2 separate regions of the Homo sapiens genome follow, and region 1 is linked to region 2. The links are chromatin loops, found by intact Hi-C in ENCODE. Cell type or tissue: B cell. All regions are shown on one strand. Each heading gives the region's core, and the rest is flanking DNA. Links, peaks and the distances in the headings are about the cores only. Region 1 overlaps BACE2 (beta-secretase 2). Region 2 overlaps MX2 (MX dynamin like GTPase 2).

Region 1 (12,824 bases), core at 3,849-7,848, 130 kb after region 2:
AAATGTCGCACGGAGAGTCAGGAGGTCTGAGCAAACCCCGAAGGGGTCTGTTCTCACAGAATCTTTACATATTATTAATTCCAGGCAATTTAGGTTTACTCTATCATCTTCGGAACAATTTGCATAAAACCAGTCATATACATCTTTCATTTCCAGTCACATACAGATAAAGCATTTTGAAAATGTATTTAGGAACGGAAGTTTTCATGCGTCTGCAATTATCTATGATACAGAGGACAAAAGGTTCATGAGCCAGCCCTGGCTCTGCAGACAGTGAGAAGCTCCATGCCTGATTTCAAAGGGGCAACAGCTCACTGATCCTCAATCCCCACATCTTGAAAATGGGGGGAATAAGGCCAGGCACGGTGGCTCATGCCACAATCCCAACACTTTGAGAGGCTGATGTGAATGGATCACTTGAGCTCAGGAGTTTGAGACCAGCCTGGCCAACATAGTGAAACCTCATCTCTACCAAAACTACAAAACTTAGCCAGGCGTTGTGGCATGTGCCTGTGGTCCCAGCTACTTGGGAGGCTGAGGTGCGAGAATCACTTGAACCCGGGAGCTAGAGGTTGCAGTGAGCTGAGATTACACTGCTGCACTCCAGCCTGGGAAATAGAGTGAGACTCTCTCTCAAAAAAATAAAAAAGTAAAAAGAAAAAGAAAATGGGGAGAATATGACCTTACAAAGTATGCCTCACAGGGGAGTCCTGAGCACTGAGTGACCCACATCTTATCTTGTATCTTCTCAGCCTAGGGCCTAATAGGCTCTCAGTAATTGTGATTCTGTCTCCTTGGAGGGGCCAAGGGCTGTAAACTTCCTCTTGCCCTCCCCACCCCACCCCCATCTGCTCATAAACTTGAGCTGGAACAAATGTTCTTCCACGATGGGAAGATTATCCTCATGGGACAGTGGGGGCCTATTGCTCCAGCAATCACTTCTGTTCCCTTCCACACATAGCTCTGGTTCCAAGCCTAACGCTGAGCAAGGTGAGGCCAGGGCGTGGTACCCAGGTACAGGGCCAGGAGAGCTGGTCTCCTTCTGCAGTTCTTTTTTTTTTTTTTTTTTTTTTTTTAATTATACTTTAAGTTTTAGGGTACATGTGCACATTGTGCAGGTTAGTTACATATGTATACATGTGCCATGCTGGTGCGCTGCGCCCACTAACTCGTCATCTAGCATTAGGTATATCTCCCAAGGCTATCCCTCCCCCCTCCCCCCACCCCACCACAGTCCCCAGAGTGTGATATTCCCCTTCCTGTGTCCATGTGATCTCATTGTTCAATTCCCACCTATGAGTGAGAATATGCGGTGTTTGGTTTGTTGTTCTTGTGATAGTTTACTGAGAATGATGATTTCCAATTTCATCCATGTCCCTACAAAGGACATGAACTCATCATTTTTTATGGCTGCATAGTATTCCATGGTGTATAGGTGCCACATTTTCTTAATCCAGTCTATCATTGTTGGACATTTGGGTTGGTTCCAAGTCTTTGCTATTGTGAATAATGCCGCAATAAACATACAAACCCATGTGGACTCCAGGAGCCCTGCACACACCCCTAGCGTCTACTCCCGCCTGCCTTTGGCAATGCCTCCAGGTGGAAATTCCCCTGCCTGCCTCCCTCCTCCTGCATACAGACATATTTCCTTTGGGTAGGCCCCAAGTACAAATATTTGGTGAACATCCAATTCTGTCTTTCCCCATGTGGGGAGGCTCTGGTGATGGCAAGAGCAGGGTTCCACAATTCCTCTGGGGCTCACCACCACTGGGAAGGGCTGGCTCTCCCCAGGGCATGCCTTCAGGCTGCCCATATTCCCATGCTGGGTGTCTCCTCGGAGGTGTCCCCTGCAGAGCCAGGAAAACAGGCCACGTCCCAGCCTGGCGGAGGGCACCACCCCCTGCCTGCATTCCAGGGCCGTCTGCAGGCTCCATCTTCACGCAAACGTATGAATTTAATAAATGTGTTTTCTTTTAATCCCACCTTAGTAAAAACTCCTAAACACACACCACAATCTACATGATTCAAATTCTGTTAACATTTTAAACTATAAAACGAAAATAAAACAAAAAGTTAATGCTATTGCCTGTCTTACAGGAAGGTTCCAAGAATCATGCTGTTTACCTTCAATTTAAAAAATGCTTGGAAATATAATTGTGTGAATGCTGGTCTGTTTCCACCACGTGGTTCTCACTGTCTCCAAGAACAGCCCAAGACTCATGTGTCAGCCCTTTAATGACTGATTTTCAGAATCTCATCCTGTTATTTGATTTCCTTAAATCCATGGATTAGCCTTACCTTGGCAAGTGTGGCATAAGCTAGGCCAAGTATTCCATTCCATTTAATCCCAGGCAAAAAGAAATTCTCTGATTCAAAAATAGTGGCAATGTTGACAAGAAAAGAAGTATTGAAGCCTTTGGGGATGGTGACGAGGTCTTCCCCAACGAAGCCCGTCCAGCTTCCTTGTGTGTACTTCACTGTGACGTCAAAGCCCTTGGAGCGGTATGTGCTAGACCTGGAGAAAGAAAAGAAAAGCATATTGTATTCATTTTATTTTATTTTATTTTTATTTATTTATTTTTGAGACGGAGTCTTGCTCTGTCACCCAGGCTGGAGTGCAGTGGCGGGATCTTGGCTCACTGCAACCTCCGCCTCCCGGGTTCAAGCGATTCTCCTGCCTCAGCCTCCTGAGTAGCTGGGAATACAGGCACACATCACCACGCCCAGCTAATTTTTGTAATTTTAGTAGAGACGGGGTTTCACCATGTTGGCCAGGATGGTCTCGATCTCTTGACCTTGTGATCTGCCTGCCTCGGCCTCCCAAAGTGCTAGGATTACAGGCGTGAGCCACTGCGCCCGGCTAAGCCCCTTGCATTCTCTTATGTATCCATGTTCCCGAACCATGAAGATAAGGTTGCCGTGTCCAAGGCAGCTATCCTAAACACAGAAAGTCTACTGTAAGCCTGTAAGCCATTCTTTATCATGAACAGCATCAATGTTAACAAAGTGACAGCTTCCCCCAAAAACATAATCGCTAATGTTTTGGTAACAGTGTTTTCCATGTCATGTGGAAGGGACGCACTGGTGTAAACATGTGGCTGGAGTTTAATTTTTCACTATACCCAAGTTAAACCCTATAAGTCAGGTGCTTTGTTTGGCCACCGTAGGACACGACCCTTTGAAGGACACAACCCAATCTGGCACCTGCCTGGCCCTCCGGCTTTGCAGGGCTGCTGTGCTGCTGCTGTGTGACACGGGTAGGTGCCGGCATCCCAGAGGGAGGCTCCACCAGCCTGTGCCCGCAGCAGCTGGAGTTCAGGTTCACACATACAACTCATGTGACAAATAATGACCAAGCCCTACCTGCTGAAGCCCAGGTCCTTCATGTCACAGGTCCTTCTCAAGGTTCTCCCCCAATGCCCCAAAGGTGATTATACTCTCACCAAAATATGGGCAGTGACGCTAATGGCATGCCAGAACATGAATCACTGTGACATGACCGAGAGCCTGACACTCACGTGGCCCTGGAGGTAAGAGCTACTGACGCAGAACGACATTCACAAGATCAGACGAAAGTCCTGCCCCCTCAGTTTATGCTGCAGTGAGGAGAGATAATGAATGCGGGAATGGTGGTTACGGGACGAGAGCCACCCAGGGAACAAAGCAGGCAAGGGGACCTCAAGTGACCCAGTGGTTGGAGAGAACTCTTGGATCCAACCATGTTTGCATGAGACCTGAATGAAGACAGTGAGACCTGGGGCTCTCTAGGGGTAGAGCACTGTGGAGAGAGGACAGCAGGTGTCATGGCCCTGGGGAGTCCCACCCTATAAGGTCATTCCTATGCCCATTTGAGTTTGAAAACTGCTGGAATATAGGAAGGAACCTAAGAAACATCTCTAGGCAAATGTCTATGAACTCAAACCATGCTCCTCCTAAGAAAATAATCACAATTCTAAGCTAAATATCAAATCACCCAGTAGATCATACTAAAGCGATCCTGCTCACCTGCAGGCTTGATTTCACTCTGTTTTAATAATCAGTCTGTGAACATTAACACGTGTTAATAAGTCTTTGTTGTGGGATTACATGAACTAGTGCAGTCTTGCTTAAGGTCAGTAAAGAAGTTTGGAGATGACATGATCATTTGTTCATTCATTCATTCATTCATTCATTTATTATTTCTTTTAAAGAAAAGGTCTTGCTCTGTCATCCAGGCTGGAGTGCCATAGCGCAATCATGGCTCACAGTAGCTTGAACTCCTGGGCTCAGGAGATCCTCCCACCTCTGCCTACTGAGTAACTGGGACTACAGGTGCACACCATCAAGCCCAACTAATATTTTTCTTTCTTTTTTTGCCGAGACAGGGTCTCATTATATTGCCCGAGCTAGTCTCAAACTCCTGGGCTCAAGTAATCCTCCTACCTTAGCCTCCCAAAATGCTGGGATTACAGGCATGAGCCACCCTATCTGGCCTTTTATTCATTAACTCATTCTTGGTATATCTCATAAGCATCAAAAATGTTAACTATCTTTAATTCAGTAACTGCACTTCTGAGAATCTGACCCTAAGGAGACACCAGGAAGCAGACAGAGGTTCATGTGCCAGGATGGTCGTGATGTTTTATGTATAACAGCAAACAGCTGGAAACCATCCAAATGCTCAGTAACAAGGAAACAGTTCAGTAAATTACAGCATATCCATATGATGCGCTATTATGTGCCAAGGGAAAAATGTTTCTTTTTCTAAGAAATTTTAAATGATGCAGAGAAAAAGTTAAAAGAAAAATACGTCAATGAGACAGACTCTCCTTCAAAACTATTTATTACACTCAAATATTAACAGTGGCCAGCTGGGGTGGCAGGATTGGAGGTGGGAGGACTCCTATTCTTGTGGTTAGGTCCCTCCATGTTTGCATGCATTATTTTTATAATCAGGAGAAATATGTTATTTTACGAAGGTCTGGCAAACGGATTTGGGGGAAACAGCTGATTCTAACTTCATAATGGGGTACAGAATATAAAGATGGTTGGCTTTTAATATTTGCCTACTATCTTGGTTCACTCCACCGTGATCATAAAGTAAGAGAGGCATTCAGTGAATGTTTTCTGTGCGCAGATCTCCCGACAATGGGCAGGTACAAAAACAGAAAAGTGACCACAGAGGGTCCTTAGAGCACTAAGGGATCCACCAGAAATTACCCAGGTAACATGCAGTCAGGTCTTTGAAATGGGGTATTTGAAGATTGGCGGAATGCCAAGTGTTAGTGCCAATATAAATTCAGATGTGCCTGCCACATGGGAGGAGATGAACACGCTTATGTTGAATAGCAATAAAAATACTGAATTATTCAGTCCATTTTGACAATTTGGGTTCATTCCTCAAGTTCAGAAATATACAAAGACTAATTATCTTGAAATGCTTGGAGAATAGGATCTAGAACAGAGGTTGGCAATTTCTTTCCATAAAGAAACAAATAATAGACGTTTTAGGTTTGTAGGCCATGGGATCTCTGTGATAACTACTCAGCTCTCAAACGTAATGTGGAAGCAGCCACAGACAATGTGTAAGTAAACTTGCATAGCTGCATGGCTGTGTTCTGATAGAACTTTATTTACTAAAACAGGCAGCAGGTCAGATTTGGCTCATGGGCTAGAGTTTGCCAACTCCTGGTGTATTAGTCTGTTTTTACACTGTGATAAAGGCATACCTAAGACTGGGTAATTTATAAAGAGAAAGAAGTTTAATGGGCTCACAATTCTACGTGGCTGGGGAGGCCTCACAATCATGGTGGAAGGTGAAAGGCATGTCTTACATGGGGAAGGGAAGAGAGAAATGAAAGCCAGTGAAAGGGATTTCCCCTTATAAAACCATCAGATCTCGTAAAACTTATTCACTGCCACGAAGACAGTGTATGGGGAAAAACCGCCCCCTTGATTCAATTATCTCCCACTGGGTCCCTCCCACAATACATGGTAATTATGGGAGCTACAATTCAAGATGAGATTTGAGTGGGGTCACAGCCAAACCATACTACCTGGTCTGGTAGAGTAATCGTTTGTTGTTGCTGAGATGGAGTCTCGCTATGTCACCAAGGCTGGAGTGCAATGCTGCCATCTCAGCTCACTGCAACCTCCGCCTCCTGGGTTCAAGCGATTCTGCTGCCTCAGCCTCCCTAATAGCTGGGATTACAGGCGCATGCCACCATGCCCAGCTAATTTTTGTATTTTTAGTAGAGATGGGGTTTCACTATGTTGGTCAGGCTGGTCTCAAACTCCTGAACTCAGGTGATCCACCTGCTTCAGCCTCCCAAAGTGCTGGGATTACAGGCGTGAGCCACCTTGCCCAGCCCTGGTAGAGTAATTGTATCTTTCCTAAACAGTCTAAAATGCTATGACTTCCTTTTGAAAAGTTTAGTTTCACTCTGTCCAGGCTATAGAAAACTCTGTAGAATTTGTAGTGTTAGTAAGAACCTGAACCAGCCTGCATATCTATTTAGCATGTCTTCTCTAGTTTCCTGCTCAGGTTGCTGGTCTCCTTACAGAGGGAGCACTCTGGATATTTTGGTGTCATTTCCAGAGACAGCAGAGGCAGCTGGAGTTATACTGCCTGGGTTCAAATATGAGTTCAATCCCTTATTAGCTGTGTGACCCAGGGCCAAGTTATTTATTTCTCTATGCCTCGGTTTCCTCAACTAAAAAATGGTGATAATATAATACCATCCCTCGTGAAGTTAATTATGCAGATTAAAAGAGTTAATATTGTAAAGCATGTAGAACAAAAGCTTGGAACACAGGAGATATGCCACAAAATAGCTGCTATTATTATAATTAATCATTTGCTGCCTTTTTTCAGGCTATGAGTTATTATTAGAAAATTCAAGTCTGGTAATCCCAGCACTTTGGGAGGCGAGGCAGGTGGATCATGAGGTCAGGAGATCGAGACTATCCTGGCTAACACGGTGAAACCCCGTCTCTACTGAAAATACAAAAAATTAGCCAAGTGTGGTGGCGGGCGCCTGTAGTCCCAGCTACTCGGGAGGCTGAGGCAGGAGAATGGCATGAACCCGGGAGGTGGAGCTTGCAGTGAGCCGATATCGTGCCACTGCACTCCAGCCTGGGCAACAGAGCGAGACTCTGTCTCAAAAAAAAAAAAAAAAAATTCAAGTCTGTTAGGCCATGTTTGCATTGCTATAAAGGAATACCCAAGGGTGAATAATTCATAAGGAAAAGAGGTATGATTTTGGCTCATGGTTCTGTAGGCTGTGCATGAAGCATGTTGCTGGCATCTGCTTCTGGTGAGGCCTCAGGAAGCTTCCACTCAAGGTGGAGGGCGAAGGGGGACACAGTACATTACATGGTGAGAGCTGGGGCAAGAGAGAGAGGAGGAGGTGCCTGGCTCCTTTAAACAACCAGCTCTCATGTGAACTAACGGAGCAAGAACTCACTCATCACCTTGATGAGAGCAACAAGCCATTCATGAGGGATCTGTCCCCATGACCCAAATGCCTCCACTGAGGCCCCAGGTCCAACACTGGGAATCACATTTCAACATGAGATTTGCACCCAAAGCATATCATCAGGATGTTTTTGTTTGTTTGTTTGTTTTCTGGAAAATGCTCCTATAGAGCTACTCTTACTGAATCTAAAGCTGTCTCATTCTAAAGTCCAACCACCCCATGAAAGGAGCAAGTGTGTGTGGGGTGTCTCAGCTAAGGAGGTCAAGGCGAGGTGGTGACGCTTCAAGCTCTTGTGCAACCGGTGTCTAAACGGCAGAGTTCCTCTCTGCCCTGCACCAGCGCTGTCCAACAGAACCTCCTGTGACGACAGAAATATCCTGCCCAATACGCTGGCCGCTTGTGACTAATGAACACTTGAAATGCGATTATAGTGCAACTGAAAGACCGAACTTCTATTTAACATTCATTTAAATTTAAATAGCCACATGTGACTTGTGGCTAGCCTTGTAGAAAGCACAGTCCTAGATAATGTTAAAAAAAAAAAAAAAAAGGTAATTCTCAGTTCATATTCATATTCTCTGGGTTCCTTGAACTAAACCTCTGAGTAAAACCCCAGAGAAGAATCATTCATAAGTGACTCTAGGGGTTATTATTAGCGTAGAGTTTCCAGCACTTTAAATGAAAAACATGCCTTCATCTTCATTTTCTAACGTCCCACCTCTTGCGACTAAAATGCTTTGGCTCTCAATTGCTCTGCACAATAATTAAATACATGGAGCAAGAAACCTGGATGGGCTTCTCCTTGGCAATGTCCATTCTGGGTGCTCAGAAACAGCAATCAATCAGGGATGTGGGTGGCCAGGAAAAAGCCTGCTCACAGTAATAAAAACACTTTGAACCAAATTCAGAAGATGTTCTGCCTCTGATAAGAGTGCTCAGGGAATGCAGGATTAAAAAGTGAAATCAATTGAACTGAGGGGAAAAGAGCTACAGAACGTTTTATTATTTCAAAAGAAACCTGCTGTTGGTTGCAGAGAACACGAAAAGAGAAGGTGGATGTGCAGAATTCTAGAGTTCAATCCTTGGGTCAGCTCTGGTTCTCCTAAGCCATTCGACCCAGGGAATGCTGAGTCTCCTAAAGAATTCTGCTCAGGACTTCCCTGGGGCTCTCAGGGTCTGAAATCTACCCGTGGGCTTACTGTCCTGGCCCAGGTGACCGGATGCCCCTCTTAATCTTCTGTGATTCTCGAAGTCACCAGACCTGAATGCATGAGACCCCCTGAGGTTCAGGGTCAGCTCAGCCTGCCCAGCCTGGCGGTTCATCAACATCCTCAATAACGTTAAATGCTCACAGGCTCCAAAACAGCAAGTCCCCTTCTACTAGGCAAATGATGGACATGCTTGAGAAATGATCTCAATAATCAGGTAAAAATATCTGTCCTCATTGAATGGAAAGCCATTTGATCTGTATCCAGTTTAGCCTCCTTAAAGAAGTCCCTTACAAACATTAGTTGAGGAAAATAAATTGGTCTCTTGCTCTGTGAGCTTCAACCCGGATATAGTACAGAAGTAAGGAGACATTTTAATGGAAATATACTTAATCTCCTGAATAGATTCGTGGAGGGTCAAGGGATGAGTATACTGGATCTCTCTTCAAGCCAACTAGCTGGAGGTGAGATTTTATTGGCTAAAAAAGATGTACATTTAAAAAATACATGATCTTTTCTTTTCTTTTTTTCTTTTTTTGCTCTATAGTAACTCATTGGAACATTCACCACCATGAAAAGATGGATTCTGATAAAGACGAGCTCACAAATGACTAATGGTAGCCTGACATCTCATTCCATAAATCAAAGAGATCTTGTCAAAGAACCCCACGCCAAATCTCCAATTACTGTAACATGTTTCAGGAAGCATTAGACCTGAATATCCAAAGACTGAGGACGTGAATCAGAGGCGGACAAACCCAACCAGAACCTTATTATAACTAAGAGAGATCAGAAGCACAAGCAAATACAGACACATCACAGGGCAGAGAGCTGCAGCTCAGAAAAGAAACCTTTGTCAAAAATTGAGAAGGCAAAAGGACAGTCTCTTGGCTCCCATCAAATACAATGGTTGAAAGTATAACTTAGGCCAGCTCTAAAGTTACACGAAAGCATTAGACAAATTAATTATACATAATTGACATTGAAAGAAAATATTCATATCTTTCAATCATAAAGCATATCAACCATAATAAAGCATGTAAAAAGCAGATAAAAGGAAACAAGTTAATATCAATCTAAGAATTTAATCTGCAAAGCAAGCATGGTAGCAGGGATGCAGCTGAAGGAATAGAACTCGCCTCAAACGCAGAAGTGGGATGCGTCACATCTGATTCAGCCAAGAAGAAACCTTACAGTTCTGTTGAAGAATGGTCTCTTGAAAAGAAAGGCGGTACCAGGGTAGACACCCAAAAGGTGCGTGATGTGTTATATGTAATAAGTCAGTCTCTGCAGTACTCGCAAATAAGGAAGGTACACTGAATTTGAATGGTGGAAGTGGCAATGGGGTGAAACCAACCATTGAGGGGCTTTCCCCAGACACTGGTGTGTTCTTTCTCTTTTTATTTACCCACAAAAGAAGAAACAGATCAGAACCTTGAGTGGTCAGAATGGTGGCAAGAAATCCTGAATTATCTTGTGAGATTAGCAGGAGGGAAGGCTTAGTCATCAAATGAGTTCTGGATGATCCCAGTTTTCATATTCATCAAATGCATATGGACTAGAGAAGCCCAAAGGATGGAAAACAGGAACCATCTGCCACTTGAATGCAAAACAGGGCTAGCAGGTAAGTAAGAGAGATGTGTCCCACGGTAGCCTGAAAGAGAACCACAGCTCAACCAAACACTGAACACAGTTGAAGGGAGCTGAGAAAGATGCGGTGGGTTGTCTACGGTTGATGAAATATTGCACATAGTCTTGATAATGCAGAGTATTATTTACCCTTGAAGGTTTCAACAATTGCCTCTGCATAGCGAAAGGATGTGTGGATTGAGAAGCATACTTTGACCTTGATGGACTCTGGCGATGAGCGGCTGCCACAGAACTGCTATTTATCTGCCATGAAAAAAGTAGCCATCCACAGGGCTTGACTTGCATGGTTCCCTTTAAATCTGGAAAGTCACCATCCACATCACCCTAACCTTGACTTTACTGTGCTTTACTGCTTCTTTCTGTTGTATCTTGCATCTACAGATGATGAGAGAAAAACCTATTCTAAGTGGGAAAGAATTGCTAAACGAGGAAATGCAAGCTCCACGTGTGTTGGTTCTGCCCCTGTGTGCTGAGCCCCAGTGAGGGGGAAACGTGGAAAACGTGTCGTACAGACTAGAGCCCAGCAGTGGAAACAACACAGGGCTGGGACTATCAGGGACTATTCAGATAAGCGGTTCTCAATGGGGAAGGTCCTGTCCCCTAGGGGAAGTTTTGGAAACTTTGGGGGTGTGTTTGATAAGCATGCTGGTTATCCTGGAATGTGAAGGGCAGTCATGCAAAATGAAGTATTGTTCCCATCCCACACCACTTTCCAAAGTCGCTCTGGGCATCAACATGGGTGAAATCTGCTGGATCATATGAGCACAGAATGCACCTCCCATTCACATATGCATACCATCTTTTCTACACAGGTTTAGTATACATTGCATATTCGCTACTATGGAAATCCAGGGAAGCTGATTCTCTTTCTGTTTTTCTTGGAACTTTCCTAAGATTCTTGTCCATTCTGGAAAATCACATCAGCAACTGATAGAGTTTGGATATCTGTCCCCTCCAATTCTCATGTTGAAATTTGATCCCCAGTGTAGGAAGTGGGGCCTGGTGGAAAGTGTTTGCGTAGTGAGGTCGGATCTCTCAAGAATGGCTTTGTGCCTTGCCCATAATAATGACTGAGATCTCACTCTGTTAGCTCCAGGGAGGGCTGATCGATTGTTGAAAAAAAGTCTGGCACGTCCTTCCCCTACCCTTGCTTCCTCTCTCCCATGTGATCTCTGCACACTGGCTCTGCTTCACCTTCCACCATGACTGGAAGCAGCCTGAGAGCCTGGCACCATGCTTCTTGTACAGCCTGCAGAACCATGAGCCAAATAAACCTCTTTTCTTTATAAACTCCCCAGCCTTGGGTATTCTCTTATAGCAGCACAACAGTCTAAGACAGCAAGCTGAGCTGCTTGGGGTGTGTGAGTGTAAGTCAGCTTGCCTTGATCAGTCTACACTGGGTGTACATGTCCATGGTGATGTTAACTCACCTCCAGCATCTGCCTACTGCGTGGTCTACCAGCACCACGGAGCCAGAGTGTTCACGTACTGAGGTACTGATTAGCCGGTTATACATTACTTCCCTTGTATTCCCCCCATATGACGTCAGGGCACTTTGAGCTGTGTATGTAGATAAGTCATATGACCTTTGCATTTACTTCAGGGAATGACAAAGCACTTGTTATAAAAAGCAGGTGTTGGCTGAAGGTTTGGGGACTGCTGGCCTCAAAGCTTGAACTTGGGCAAGTCCCCTGTCTCTCTGAACTCCTGTGCCGCAGGAATCAAAATGAGGGGTTTGGACCAACTCCAAGTCCTGTTCCATGATGAGCAGTCCAGAGTGAACAGTTGGAGGTGAGGGCTGTTTGGGGACTGAGGACTTGGATGAATCACAGATCTGAGTGGGACGGGGCAGCATAAGCCATCGTAAACCAAACCTCTGCTGCACACACAGAGAGAAACACCACCACGACTTCTACACACGTTTGTGGTTATAGCAACAGCTGGGCACATAGTGATCATAGGCAGGAGTTGTATCCGGGAATATCAATGAAGAAAGCTTACCAACACATGAAGCCATAAACCAAGCTATAGGTTCCTTGAGGGAGGGGCCAGCCATATTTTTCTGAAGCCTCATAGAGCACTGGCCACCACAGCCCTCTCCCCAGCAAGCACCTGCAGCCATACGTGCAGGAGGCCCCATCATTTATGGCACCAAAGTGGAGCCCAGGATGTGGTGTAGGTAGCATAGATATACAGGGTTTCCTCTATGCTTTCTTTCATACACAGCAAATCATCTGGCTTTATTAAATTGCCTGGCATTTTCAGAAGACTTCAGTTATTCTTTCCCCCTCCTTTTGTCCCCAACTAGAGCTGGCCTTTATTTCCCGGAACAAAACACTGAGGATAAGGAAAGCGAGAAAGGGAAGTCAGGAAAAGAATTTACAGTAGGGAAACCTAATGTGACAGTTCCGAGCCTCTAGAAGGTTCATGACCCTAAAAAACAAACCAGCATGTCAGCTTACCTGTTCTGTCCGTTGAATTTAAATTTACCTGTTCTGTCCGTTGA
Region 2 (6,907 bases), core at 1-4,000:
ATCGTACTTTGGGGGCTCCTAGCGATACAATCTCAGGATTCAGCTCCTCTCCTGTCCCATTTCCTCTGCTCGTCACAGCTTTCACAGAAGTAGCTTTGCTGGAAGTGTTAGAGCCGCAGGTTCCAACAATTAACTTGAAGGTCTTTCACCTTGGTAGTGGTTCCGGATTTACGGCTATCACAGGCTTATCCCTTGCTCTGGGTGGAATGACACAGCCCAGGAAAAGAACCTTTACCCACCCGCCATGGTGGGACGGACGACCATCCAGCTTTGGGCCACGCAAGTCGTGGGCGGAGCTCTGGGGAACACTTCCTGTTGCTTTGCTACCCTCGTCGAGTCTAGCAAAACAATCTCCACATGCAAACACTGGCTTTCCAAAGTAGAGAGCAGAGCTTGGAATCTTTTCTGGCTAAAGGCAGGCTGAGGGGGACGCGGGCTTCCTGGAAGTTCCCCGACTTTGCTGATGGGACTGTCCCCTGCTTGCTGCACAGCCACGGCGGGGCGGGAGCGGGGGCGGGGGCGGGGGGCAGGGGTGCGGCGGGCAGGGAGGTCCCCGCTATTGTGGAGGGAGGAGAGTGACTGATCGCAAGGCTCTGTGCTGGATGCGGCATCATCCCCCATGCAGGGTGGCCCTGGCTTCTACCGAAGGTGGCTGCTGAGAGCGCCCTGCAGGAAGGCCCCAGGGGCACCAGAGTCCCAGAGCAGCACCTCACTTCTCGGGAATACCCCTTCCAGAAACCCTGAGGCCAGCCCAGCACTCCCACCTGCTGGCCCAGCAGCTCTCAGCGGCTTTCCTCCCTTGGGACAGAGACTGCTTACACTGCCGGGCTCAAAAACCTGCCCCGTGCCCCGGCCAGCCTCATCCCCAGATGTCACCCTGTGATGACCTGGACTGCCCTCTCTGCAGTGGAATCTTCACTAGGACCCTCTGTCTCAGCGTTTCCTAATGAGCTCTTGCCCAGTCTTGCATCCTCCCCGCGCAGCCTCAGAGGGGCGGATCTTCCAGCAGAGCCAGCGGCTCCTGAGCTCAGCAGCCCCACCTGGGGTCCCTCCTCACTGGGAGGAAAGACCATGGTTGTGTGAATGGCCCCGCCGCCGCTCAGCCTTCAGCTCCTGTTCTCCAGCCTGGCTCCCAGAGGTCCAGGTCCACAGGCCTCCTGCACCCCCCTCCTCCCATGGGGGCTGAAAGCACTTCCTGTTTTCAGAACTAGCCCTGGGTTCGTAAAACGTTTTCTGATGTGAAATCCTTGAAACCAGAAGGGCTAGGCAGCAATTTTATGGGATCACTGAGAGATGAGTCCATCTAAAGTTGGCACAAACAGCTCCTAGCCCTACGGAGACTTTCTCAGGGGGTACAGGAGGGCTTGGCCAGGACCCAGCAGCTCGGTGGGCCTGGTGGCACCCACCCTAGCAAGTGAGATCTCAGGTGGCCTCACTCCACCCATCTGTCTGGGAGGGAGCCTGGGACTCTGAACCCCTAGCCACAATATCCTTCAAAGGCTGAGAGCTGGAGCCAGCTGCCCTTGGTGACGAAGTCAGGGGTCCAGGAACAAAACCGAGTGCTGATGGGAGGTGATAACTCAGCCTCAACTTCTTCCTCTCCATGGGAAGAAAGAACAAGGGAAAGGAGGGTTCCTTTTGTGAAGCCCAATATTCTTCATTTCATGTTCCTTTTAAAACATATTTAAAACTGTCGCCACCCTCACCCTCACCCTCATTTTCATGAAGGGCAGGTCTTGCTAAGCGTATCATGAGCTGATTAAGTTTGAGAGGACAGGAGCTGGGCACAGATTGCTCTGCAAAATAAAGGGGTGAAAAGTTGCAGGGGTGAACATGTGTGAAGGTCGGAGGCAGGAGTGAGCCGTGGGGTGACATGTAGGGGATGAGAATTCCCTCAGTCCCCCTCCCCATTGCAGTTTAGGGAGGATTTTCTGACACGGGCCTGTTGAGTAAGGAATGTAGGTTTCGGGTTGTCTGGTGTGTGCCTGGTGAACCATCTGTCTCCCCTGCACAATCTTCAGAAATGGCTACAGTGTGTCTGTGTGAGTGGACTGTCTCGGGAGCCTGTCGGCTGGCTGGGTGCCCCTGCAGGCTCACGGAGACGACACGGAAGAGCCGGGTGACACATGGACAGGTGGGACTTGGGCTATGCACAGAGGCAGGAGGGAATGAAAGTGGGGGGCTTAAGAGGCTTAGGGGTGCAGGCCTCTGCTTTCAGGAGCCGCTGCACTGTGGGTTCCTCTCCAGGGCTTGGTCCCCACGTGGGAGCTTCCGCAGCCCAGTATAAATGCAGAGCATGGGAGCTGTGGACCTTGACTTGAAGAGAAAGTGCAGGTCTTGAGAGAGGGGAACTGAAAAACCAAGAAGACAGCTGGTGAGAGAAGAGGAGAAAAGAGAAGACAAGGTGGCTGTCAGGGTGCAGCAGACAGCCAAGTTAAGAGTTAAGACAAAGATGAGGAACAGGGTGAGGTCAGAATCCAGGAGGGAGCTACTGAGGGCCAGGTCGGGGGTGACGGATCCAAGGAAGGACAGCAAGGCCTTGATAAGATGCAGTGGACCCAGAGGAGAGGTGAGGCCAGCTGGCTCTGTACTGCTGAGCCGCAGGATTTGGAGTTGCTGTCAACTTCGAGGCTGCTGTTAAACCAGGGGGCTGCCAAATATTTTCAAGCGGTGACCAGGCCAGGAGTCTGAAGACTAAGAAGCATGCATTCTGGATGAATTGAAAATCGGTAAGAAAATAGGAGGGGATCCTTTTTTCTTAGAGGATCAAGCTTGGAAAGTCCCTCCTTCTGACTGAGAAAAAAAAGGGATTTGGTTTATTGCAGCTCCCACACTAGCAGGCTGCTTTGCATCTTCCAGTTTTAGCCATTGCCGGGTTCTGCATCAGACACTTTCCTATAACATTACCATCTTATTCAGGTTTCCCCGTAGAATCATTCACTGAAAAACAGCCACTTAACATGGTCCTGCCTGCCTCCCAGGAGTGTCAAAAGAAAATGTGATCCCGTGGAAAAGGTCTCTGCTTTAAAAAAAAAAAAATTTCACTCAAGAACATATCCATGGATTTATTTAATCTCCTTAATATAAAGAAATTATGTTAAGATTATGTTAAGATTAGTCTCCTTAATATGCAGTCACAACAAATTACCTTGCAGAAGTCCAAGCTAGTCAAATTTACTCTCCCGGTGAATCCAGGAGCTCCCTCTTGTTCAAGAGTGAGAGAGACAATTGTCCTATCCTCCCTTAGCCTTGGCCGTGGGAGGCTGAGAGCCAAATGCTATGGTCAATCAGAGCGGCCCTTAGTTCTCACGTGATGTCATGTTCCTTGGTTCCTGTCCCCTGATTCTTGCTGGGTTTCATTCTTGTGTTACAGGTTTATGGTGGCGCTTTTTAAAACACCTCAGAGCAGAGTACGCAAGAGATAGTCTTTGTGGGTTGAGCGAGGAGTCCAGGGGGTGGGGGTTGCCATGTCAACAGTGAGTCACAGCTGGAGAGGCTCTGGAAGGGCAATGTTGGGACATATATATATCAGCATCCGGGTTTCTTGTGTAACAGGACAGGGTGCCGGGGTCAGACCAGGTTAGGAACCTAGAACTGGTTCCTGATAAGATAGAGGAAAACAAGGGACTCCACGCACAACACAGGGTGCCAGGGCTGAACAATATGGGGCGGAGGAAGACGGCTGGTCTTGTGCAGGGATCACTGAGGCTCTCCCAGGGAAGGGACTTCTCTTCTTCCCTTTCAATGGCAGGACCCAAAGCATCTGAGAAGGACCTCTGCCTGCCCTAGTAGCTGGGATTACAAGCATGCACCACCACGCCCAGCTAATCTTGTATTTTTAGTAGAGATGAGGTTTCTCCATGTTGGTCAGGCTGGTCTCCAACTCCTGACCTCAGGTGATCCACCCGACTTGGCCTCCCAAAGTGTTGGGATTACAGGCGTGAGCCACTGTGCCCGGCTAAACCTCTTTTCTTTGTAAGTTACTCAGTCTCAGGTTTACCTCTATCGTGACACAAATGGACTAGCACACCAGTCATAGATCAGCCCCGTGAGTGATATACAGGTGCAAAAAGGGAATTCATCAAATCTATAAGACTATGTTCCCCAAACTGTGCACCTGGGGTATTTCAGCAAACTCACAGGCCACTGTGGGATCTTTAAGATTTCCCAGTGATACACGAAGGCAGCTGTTGGACACCACCCAGCCTACTATTACTGAGTTGTTTGGACCTACCTAATTAGTAAATAGAACTGCCAGGAATTTATTTTGGGTGGCGGGCACCATAAATGAACTACGGAACCACTCAGGGAAGCCCAAATGGAGAAAGGTTGAGAATCTCTGCTCTAAGAGCAAAGGCCGGAGGACCGGCAGATGCTGAAGCAGTGTGAGGGTGCACACGTGTGAGAGGCAAGCGAGGGCGACTGAGACAAATCCAGGCTGAGTGAGGAGGCAGGAGTGGGCTTCTGCGTGTCTGTGTCCAAATGTCCCCTTTTGGGGAACACTTCTGCACTGCTGGTGGGAGTGCGAATTAGTTCAGCCATGTGGAAAGCAGTCTGGTGACTCCTCAAAGAACTTAAACAGGATTACCATTCGACCCAGCAATCCCATTACAGCGTATGTACCCAAAGGAATAGAAATCATTCTACCGCAAAGACACATGCAGACGAATGTTCATGGCAGCACCGTTACAATAGCAAAGACATAGAATCAACCTAAATGGCCATCAATGGTAGACTGGATAAAAAAGCGTGGTACATATACACTATGGAATACTATGCAACCATCAAAAAGAATGAGATCATGTCCTTTGCAGGAACATGGATGGAACTGGAGGCCATAATCCTAAGCAAACTAATCTAGTAACAGAAAACCAAATACCACATGTTCTCAATTATTAGTGGGAGCTAAACATTAAACACACATGGCCACAAAGAAGAGAACAAGAGACACCTGAGCCTACTCAAGGGTAGAGGGTGGGAGGAAGGAGAGGAGCAAAAAGCTATCCATTGGCTACTACGCTTATTACCCGAGTGATGAAATAATGTGTGCACTAAACTCCCATGACACAATCTACCCATGTAACAAACCTGCACATGGACCCCTGAACCTAAAATAGAAGTTAAACAAACAAACAAACAAACAAACAAACAAATTTTCCTGTTTTATAAGGATACCAGTCATATTGGATTAGGGCCCACCCTACTGGAAAACAACCTCGTCTTTAATTACATCTGCAAAGACCCTATTTCCAACTAAGGTCACATTCAGAGGTTCTGAGGTTAGGATTTGAACATATACATTTGAGGGGTGTGATGGTTAATACTGAGTGTCAACTTGATTGGGTTGAAGGATGCAAAGTACTGATCCTGGGTGTGTCTGTGAGGTGTTGCCAAAGGAGATTAACATTTGAGTCAGTGGCTTGGAAAGGCAGATCCACCTTCAGTCTAGGTGGGCACCATCTAATCAGCTGTCAGCAAAGCTAGAATATAAAGCAGGCTGAAAAATGTGAAAAGAGAGACTGGTTTAGCCTCCCAGCCTACAGCTTTCTCCTGTGCTGGATGCTTCCTGCCCTCGAACATTGGACTCCAAGTTCTTCAGGTTTTGGGACTCACACTGGCTCCCCTTGCTCCTCAGGCTGCAGATTGCTTATTGTGGACCTTGTGATCCTGTAAATTCATACTTAGTAAACTTCCATATATATGTATATATTTATTTTTTTATATTCCATTAGTTCTGTCCCTCTAGAGAACTCTGACTAATACAGGGAGCCTAGTTCAACCCATAACAGGTACGTAGTGACTGAAAGTAGTACAGCAAGAAAATCAGCCCAGGCCCCACCTCCTGCAGCGCTGCCCCGCCCCATCCCTGTCCCTGTCCACGCTTGAGGAGCCGGTGCCTGTCCCCGATGCCCAGGATGTGCTTAGTCCATCTTCCACCAGGGTCCTCAGGAGCCTGAGAGTGTGGTGAAAAGGGCAGCCTGGTCACTGTATTGATTTCTATTGAGGGCTGGAAAAAAACTCCAAAAGTGCAAAGGGGAGGGAGTTTCCCTACATATGCTTAAAGCCATAACTTGGCAATTCCAGAGACCTTTGCAAAGAGAAATCCCTCTTTCCAGGCGCATCACTGGAGAGGAAGGCCCTGCGGGGTGAAGGCCCAGGAAGCTGGTGGTTACCCAGCTTAGGCAGCACTGAGGTGAGGGAGTCCAGGCAGAGGTGGTCAGAAGTCATGGTGAATTCATGACTGACACTCCCTGATGCCCCCGACGAAGGCAGAAGCCTCTGGCTCCAGAATGCTTTTGGGTCTATCATCCCCCCAAATTCTCAAGAGAGCCTGTCCTGCAGATGAGGAAACTGGGCCATGGGGAGATGCTGGAGGCCTTGTGGGGGCCCCAGCCCAGGGCTGGGAATCGGGTCTCCACTGCTGTCTCTGACCTGCACCTGACACTGCATCCCAGGGTGTTGAGATTGGAGGACAAGCACACACATTCCCTGCTGAGTTTGGAAGTTTGACTGAGACTGCCAGGATCACGTAAGCACCCCTGGGAAGGATGGAAATGGCTGTGCCGGACATGGTGGTTCCCGCTGAAGTCTAAGGCAAGCTGCGTCTCCCACACGGGCATAGCCACTATTGCTGGCTTGCAACCAGTCCGAGAGCTCTGCCGGGTCCTGGGCACCAGGGGCCACTCTGCTGTGTCCCTTTGCTCCAGTCCCAATGTCACTCGCATGGTGCAGGGTCATGGCTGACCAAGCACTGGCACTGAATGCGACCTTATCTCCCCGGGCTCACCTCCTTTCTTTTTAAGACCGCTTGTTTTTCACCCACTCAAAGATATATATTGAGCACTAAGTCCTTGAGATACATATCGAGTCAGGCAGACAAAGATCTCTGGGGGAGCTTGCATTCTAG

Evidence for each region. Peaks named below come from ENCODE experiments on the same cell type or tissue, not always from the same donor. Only the 100,000 strongest peaks of a DNase experiment are listed, where the experiment ranks them.
Region 1: it touches region 2 in a loop (9-fold over the local background); 1 of 110 quality-filtered maps calls a loop at or near these places.

Annotation. Positions count from the first base shown.
Region 1 is chr21:41,227,207-41,240,030 of GRCh38, reverse strand. It overlaps BACE2 (beta-secretase 2), which reads right to left. Exons shown (of 9, transcript NM_012105.5): 3 at 2,302-2,518. Among named protein-coding and RNA genes, the nearest start is that of PLAC4, 48 kb to the right of the region's middle. In B cell, for the core only: no CTCF peak of the experiment used is centred there; DNase peaks (open chromatin) are centred at 5,860 and 7,810; H3K4me3 peaks cover 1,283 bases; H3K27ac peaks cover 1,714 bases.
Region 2 is chr21:41,363,450-41,370,356 of GRCh38, reverse strand. All of the region lies in intron 1 of MX2 (MX dynamin like GTPase 2), which reads right to left. Among named protein-coding and RNA genes, the nearest start is that of MX2, 4.9 kb to the right of the region's middle. RefSeq lists enhancers at 33-242, 176-320, 195-881, 1,113-1,172, 882-1,570 and 3 more, a cis regulatory region at 248 and silencers at 1,433-1,482, 5,747-5,796. In B cell, for the core only: no CTCF peak of the experiment used is centred there; DNase peaks (open chromatin) are centred at 316, 776, 1,156, 2,316 and 1 weaker place; H3K4me3 peaks cover 3,486 bases; H3K27ac peaks cover 3,877 bases.